2 separate regions of the Homo sapiens genome follow, and region 2 is linked to region 1. The links are chromatin contacts, found by Hi-C or POLR2A ChIA-PET in ENCODE. All regions are on one chromosome and are shown on one strand. Each heading gives the region's core, a stretch centred on a gene start or an enhancer-like site at or near the end of the contact. The rest is flanking DNA. Distances are from core to core; before and after follow the strand shown.

What was found. Hi-C counts contacts between places; a loop is a spot of excess contacts on that map. ChIA-PET counts read pairs that join two places held with the same protein, here RNA polymerase II (POLR2A). Pooled maps may share reads with other maps.
Region 2: a map of heart right ventricle shows a loop between it and region 1 (3-fold over the local background). The contact joins two enhancer-like sites. A Hi-C loop is called at or near these places in 26 of 168 maps with a recorded cell type or tissue (CD4-positive, alpha-beta memory T cell, CD8-positive, alpha-beta T cell, Caco-2 and 9 more) and 21 of 50 pooled maps. POLR2A ChIA-PET finds 5 or more read pairs at or near these places in 8 of 52 experiments (A549, CD4-positive, alpha-beta T cell, Caco-2 and 5 more).

What each region holds. Positions count from the first base shown.
Region 1 is chr6:108,894,387-108,897,947 of GRCh38, forward strand. ARMC2 (armadillo repeat containing 2) reads left to right here. Exons shown (of 18, transcript NM_032131.6): 6 at 81-157. Among named protein-coding and RNA genes, the nearest start is that of ARMC2-AS1, 28 kb to the right of the region's middle. RefSeq lists an enhancer at 2,600-3,561. Within about 2 kb of position 1,830, at least 12 of the 41 ENCODE cell types and tissues checked have a DNase peak (open chromatin) inside an H3K27ac peak, as active enhancers do; they include CD4-positive, alpha-beta T cell, CD8-positive, alpha-beta T cell and heart right ventricle, where a contact is called at or near this core.
Region 2 is chr6:108,941,054-108,944,614 of GRCh38, forward strand. The region is part of intron 12 of ARMC2 (armadillo repeat containing 2); the gene reads left to right. Among named protein-coding and RNA genes, the nearest start is that of ARMC2-AS1, 19 kb to the left of the region's middle. Within about 2 kb of position 1,963, at least 15 of the 41 ENCODE cell types and tissues checked have a DNase peak (open chromatin) inside an H3K27ac peak, as active enhancers do; they include CD4-positive, alpha-beta T cell, CD8-positive, alpha-beta T cell and heart right ventricle, where a contact is called at or near this core.

The sequences.
Region 1 (3,561 bases), core at 580-3,079:
TGTATATAGCAGACTCTTGTCATTTACAAAATTAGAAGTGTTTTCATGTTTGCGCTGAGTGTTTTATGTATTCCTCCTAGGGACCAGGGGAAGAGACATGCGAGGGCCTCATCATGCCCCAGTAGCTCAGACCTGAGCAGGCTGCAAACCAAAGCAGGTGAGGGGTCCCCACACTCCTTCATCTACAGCATCTCCACTTGAAGGAAAGATGTTTGCACTGAAGATATCTATGTTGGCCACTGGAAACTTAAGGAAGTTTGTCCAATTTGGTCACAAATCAACATTTATTTTTATACATTTTTATTATATTCATACAATGTTACCATCTTACCACTACCCAACTCTGATGCCTCAAACATCTATAGATGACAGTCTTTTTTTTTTTTTTTTTTTTTTTTGAGATGGAGTCTTGCTCTGTCGCCCAGGCTGGAGTGCAGTGGTGCAATCTCGGCTCACTGCAAGCTCCACCTCCCAGGTTCATGCCATTCTCCTGCCTCAGCCTCCTGAGTAGCTGGGACTACAGGCGCCCGCCACCACGCCTGGCTAATTTTTTGTATTTTTAGTAGAGACGAGCTTTCATTGTTTTAGCCAGGATGGTCTCAATCTCCTGACCTCGTGATCCGCCTGCCTCAGCCTTCCAAAGTGCTGGGATTACAGGGGTGAGCCACCACGCCCGGCCTAGATGACAGTCTTAATGGTTTTATAGAAATCATTTTGTAAAAGCATTTGGAAAGTTGCAAAACTTGACATTAACATAGTTCTTGGGTTCAAAGCTTGAGTTCAAGGCATTGCTTGGCTGGGCATGGTGGCTCACGCCTGTAATCCCAGCACTTTGGGAGACTGAGGCAGGCGGATCACTTGAGGTCAGGAGTTCAAGACCAGCCTGGCCAACATCATGAAACCCCATCTCTACCAAAAAAAAATAATAATAATACAAAAATTAGCTACGCATGGTGGGAGGGAGTGGGGCACCTGTAATCCCAACTACTTGGGAGGCTGAGGCAGCAGAATCACTTGAACCCAGGAGATGGAGTTTGCAGTGAGTCTAGACCACGCCGCTGCACTCCAGCCTGGGCGACAGAGCGAGACTCATCTCAAAAAAAAAAAAAAAAAAAGATAATTGCTCACTTAAATGAAACTATATTAACTTTATTAAGACCGTCCTTTGGGCCTTTAAAGTGTTTGAGAAAATATATAACAATATAAACCACAGTCTAGAAATGATACAAAATGTATTCATGCAATAGAATATAGTTGTCACAAAAGTGAACTCATGGGCTTTTGTAATATTGTAATATTGAGTAAATTCAGTACAAACATAATATGAGATGAAACAAGTTGCAAAAGCAAAGACATATATTGTTTATGGATACACAGCCATGTGGTAAGCATGCGAAGTCAAGTGTAGTCATAGTAACCAGTGGATTTAGGATGGTGGTAACCCCTAGAGGGAGAGGAGGAGGGGAATGGATGCAGGGAGCCACATATCTGTAATGTTTCATTTCTTTAAAATAAGGGAAAGGATAAAAATATGGCAAAATGTTAATATCTGACCAAACTAGTGTGGGGTACACTGATGTCTGTTATATTCTTCATATATTTTTGTACCCATGAGATTTTACAATACTAAATAGTAGATTTTAAAAATTCTTATCTTCAAAATTTAGTTTTTTATCAATAAAATGACTTCTGTGTCATTGGGAATTTCTTTACTCAGGAAAATCTTAGATATACTAATTTCTGAGCCAGCATAGTTGCTAAGGATTTTACATTTACGTGCTAAAAACATCAGCCAATCCAAACATTGTGTCAGGTTTTTGTGTCCAGAACTCAAAGCTGTGGTTAACAACTATAACCACTGAGACAGCAAAATCTTCAAAAACATGCTGAAATTTTTGCTTGACTTACCCAATTTCCTGTTGAATCATAATGTTTATATTTAGCAAACTGTGAACCTAGATGAAAGTGCTTTCTAAAATATTAGATTGTTGCCCAAGATTGAAACAACCTTATTATTATTTGTGTGTTTGTGTGTATCTTAAAAAGCAATTATATGATTCCATGCTTCATTTTCTAGAGTAACTCAGGGATTGTGTATAAAATGGAGGCAGGAGGAGGCCCAGCGTGAATGAAGAGGTGGAAAGGCTGTAGCCAGACACAACTGTGCCCTTTGAAATTCCTGGGAGAGGGTTGGAAGGAAACCCTCATACCAGTGACTGAGTAACTTTGGTTCTGAGAAGAAGCAAATCTCAGAAACATTCAGAAGGGCCCGTAAGGGTTAAATAAATTGTTCTGTGATTTCTGATTCACCCCTATAATTCAGCTCTTTCTGGGGTGAATAAGTTATCCATTTTATTTGTCCTGAAAAACAGGTTGATAGTCATGGTTTCTCATAGAAGTTCTCTATTAAGCAGCATATTGCATAGGAGGTAAAAAATGCAGACTTGAACTTATTGGACTCAAAGTCTGGTTTCTAGTAAATTTAAGTGTGTTATAAATATGTATCAATTAAATAACTCGCCTGACTTATTTTCTGGCTTTCACTTACCTTGATAATGTTGATTTTATTTTATTTTTTATATACTTTGGACTTTGAATAGGTTAGTTATCCACAAATATGAGCAAGTATGTTTTTTGTATTACTTGAATATTCATGTTTACTTTTAGAATCCATATCCATAAATTATCAAAGTTAAGGCAGATTCATAAAAACAATGACCCAAAAGATTGAGATGGTAGTCTACAAACTATCTGTAGTTCCAGAATCCCTGAGCCTGATGGGAAGTCAGTTAGAGTCTTGGTTTTGTGAATATTCATATATTTTGCTACAGGGTGCTGCCGCAGAAGACCCTACAGGGGTGGTACGTAATATGCAATGTGTATACCATATTGACTTTCTAAAATCCATATGTTCCTGCATCCCACACCACATCTGATTCCAAAGGTTTTGGATAAGGGATTGTGAATCTGTACTGATGTGGACTAATTTGTCCTAAAGACAATTCAATTTAGTATCTGATGGTGAAGTCTTGCATTGGGTTAGATAGATTATCTGAAACCTTGCTATTAAGGCTATTTACTGCACTGCAAATGTTTAATAATAGCTTTGTTGACAACCTCTATTTACTTTTGCTGCTTAGGTGATCTTGGATGCCCTGTGTGGCTCAGCTGCTCTTGGCAGTGGGAAGGGTTGATAAAAGGCAAGCCTGGACTTGCTGCAACTGGGAGTGGCCATTTCTAGCATGTAGTATAATGGGAAGGCCTGTGTGTTGGGTGGGATAGGTAGATTGCACAGCGTCCCTGCTTCTCCTGGGTGACATCAGCACCATTTGATGGTTTGAGGATTCATGTCAGAATTCAAATACATCTCTGAATTCAAATGAATTCTTAAATATATGCCATTATGTGTTATCTATGGATTTCTCTGCTATTTTCACAGATAATCATCAAGGGACTTTATTGGATTTCTTGATGCAGAGAATTTTATTTTAATCCATATTAATATTAAAAAATATTAATATGGATATTTACTAAGGTATTACACACATTCAATATGTGTTG
Region 2 (3,561 bases), core at 713-3,212, 47 kb after region 1:
AGTGAGCCATTGATCACTAGCTAGCTAGCTAGACAGACAGACAGACAGACAGACAGATATTTTAGACTAAAAACTTTAAAATAAAATTGAATATGAACAGACTTAATGAGAAGAGCCTAAGGGGCTCTGATGAAATTTCTCTGTGACTTCTCCTCTTCAAAGCCAATTCCATATTTCAAGTTGTAGCTCTCTTGTCTGCTCCCCTGTGAGGCCTCCCAAGCAAGACCAGTCAATTTCTCCCTCATCAGTGCAACATTTTTAAGACTTTAACATAGCTGATACCCCCAGCTAGTACACTCAGAGCTAAGAACCCAAGCAGTATGCCTATGGCCTTAACCACTTCACTATTATTAAGAAAAACTATACAAATCTTAGCGATAAGGTATGGAATAGGTGGAGGCATGTCCTGACAAAGGCATGCCAGGGCATTGTTTAATGACCCAATCAGGGATTAATTCCCTAGGCCAACATATTGGTGTTTGAACTTGCTGTTTACTATTTGGTTAGATACCAGACACAATAAAGTTACATGTTAATTTGTAGGTTTCAATCTGGTAGACAGGATCACCTCAAAAGTTATGGTTTTATTACTTTGTAGGCATTTGTCAGGTTTGTATATAACCCAGAAATTTTAAGTGCTTGTAAATTCCCGGTTCTTCAGTTGTGCTTGGAACAAAGTTTACCGTGGTATCGGCCCCCTCATTAATGAGTTAAATACTTTTGAAGTGTGTTCATTTTATGAGCCCATGAGAGTCATGTTTTTAACTTTTAAAAAATTATACTTTGACTCAATACTTTTACTTATAATAAAGATTGAAATGTTGTAGTTTTAAGTCATTACTTTGATTTTTTTCCAGTAAGAAAAATACATAATTTATATTTTCCTCAAAACCAAAATATTTTAGAAGAGCAGGGAAAGAGTTTAGGCTACAAGGAAGTAGTTGTGTGTCCCAACCACTTCCTAAAATCATTAACCAGAAATTCCCATAAGTCTTCATAAACATTTCTTTAGTGGTTCTCCAAATGGTTATCATTATGCAGCTGCCCTATCCACTACTGCGAGTTCCTAAACAACACAGACTTTGTCCTGATAGACCGAGATGATGCTTGGCAAAGTAAGCTCATAAGTGCTGGAAGAAAGAATTTTGAGTGTGTGAAATGCTTTGGCACCTGTAAGGTGTTAAAAAATATTTTTTCTAGTACTCGAGTGCTTCTTCCTTAAATATGTACTTTCTTCTTCCTAGTTTGGAGGAAGAAATAATAAGAATTTTTTTCCCACAATTTTCACATGGGTGGGCTGCCATAAAAAGCAAAACAGAATCCCTTCAGACCAGCATGGCATCTTAGTTTCATGTTTCCCATGTCCCAGGTGGCCGATCAAATATGATTTGTTTTTCCTCTTAATGTTCTGATGTGAGTGTATTGATCTGCAGTGGTTAGACACTTTGCCGCAACTGGGATTTACTTGAATGTTGAGGCTTGGAACTGATTGTGGAGACCTGAATCAGCCTTCCAGCAACTTATTTAAACAGAATTATTACTTCCTATAATTATTTTTTTTTTCAGCTCCTGGAAACATCCCTGCAAGACTAACTTGGGTTGTAGAGAAATACTCTGGAAGCTTTGTAGTCTCTTAATATACACAGCCATTGCCAAGTGATTAGACAATCAGAAAGAGTCAGTAGACCTTCCCTGTTTTTGTTCTGGGAGGTTAGTATTGCTTCTGTCTTGAAAGCCTGAGGACTACATTTAGGATCAGCATAGGTTTCATTTTTCTAAGACACACTTTTAAATCAAATCATGTTTATGGCTAATCGCGTTTTCAAAAAACATAGAAACAGAAATCTAAAATGAACAAGAAAGAAAAGAAAAAAACCCTTTATAGTGATAAATGAAATGTCACCTACACATGCCTCTTGAACTGATCTTATCAGCGGATGGGGAGCTTCACAGGAAGCTGCCGGTCGCTGCTGCCGTCCACAGAGGGGGAAATCCTGTTTTGAACCAGGTAGCACCAGGGCCGTTTGCTGTTGGAAGAAGTAGAATATTTCCTCCCCATCTGCTGTTGTTTTCCATTAAAGGGGATAAAAATTAGAATTACATGAGAAGATACCAAAAGTCACAAAATTTTCCATTATTTTTACATTCTTTTTCTCTTGTCAAGGTAAAGTCTGATTTCAACATATGAGAAGTCTGAATATACTTTATATATTCGAGTATATAAAGTCTGAATCAAGTCCATCGACAGGAGGGGTTGTGGTGTGGTTTCACTTTTCTATACAACTGTGCTGTGAGGGGTATTGATGAGGAATAAGGATTTATATTTACAAGAATTCATATTATTTTTTAAAAAGCATTATTATAAAGACAAATAATGGGTATTCAAGTGGTGAGATTTCTAATTTTTTCTTGATTTAAATCAGAGTGGCTCCCCAACTTGGCTTATCATCAGATTTGCCTGGGGAGCTTTAAAAATACAGGTGCTTAGCTGGGCACAGGTGGCTCAGATTGGCCTGTAATCCCAGCACTTTGCGGCAGATGGATCGTCTGAAGCCAGGAGTTCGAGACCAGCCTGGGCAACATGGTAAAACTCTGTCTCTACAACAACAATTAAAAAAAAACCCACAAAAATTAGCTGGGTTTGGTGGCCCATGCCTGTAATCCCAGCTACTTGGGAGGATGAGGCAGGAGAATCACTTGAGCCTGAGAGAAGGAGGTTGCAGTGAGCTGAGATCGAGCCACTGCACTCCAGCCTGGTTACACAGTGAAACCCTGTCTCAAAAAAACAAAACAAGACAAAACAAAAGGAACCCTTAAACCTATTTTCAACTTAAAATTTGAGTTTAATTAAAAATTTTTTTAAATTAAAAATAGAAATACAGGTGCTCAGGCCCCACCCAGAGAGATTCTGATTCAGGTCTGGGATGGGGCCCAAGAACCTATTTTTAAGAGACTTCTCAAGTGACTCAAATGAACAGCAGGTTTTGAGACCCTATGGTTTAAGTTATTAAGGTGGTTCTTTAAAACCATTTTCTCCAGTATTGACAGCAGAGGGGTTCCCATAAAACCTCAAAAGATTTTAAAGTGATTAATCAAATCAGCCACACAGAGTCAGTCTTTCTCTACAGGAGCAGAGCTGACAGTGATTCTTCCTGACAAAGTAGGAACCAAGTTGACAAGACCCACCAGGTGCTAATGTAGGCTTCCCAGTAAGTGGTAAGAACCACTGGCCCTTTGCCTTTTGCACAGGCAGCTGAGGAATGATTTCTTAGCTGGAGAACACAGGATGGTACATTAGTCTTTTCCACAAATTTTCGCTGCCAGACTTGTGTCAAAATAAGTCCTGGGACCAAATCTAGTTTGAAAAAGGTGCTCATCACACTGATGAGGCTTCAAGCACTGGCCAGAGTGGCTCCCTCAGGAGAGATGGGCACAGGCTCTACTCCTCAGGACCCTTAGAGCCGCCTGTCCAAGGGAGGGTGCCTTCAGTTCAGTTGGCTAGACAAGCTGCGAGTTGCTGATTCATTTGTTAGTGAAACAAGCACCAAATTTCATCTTTAA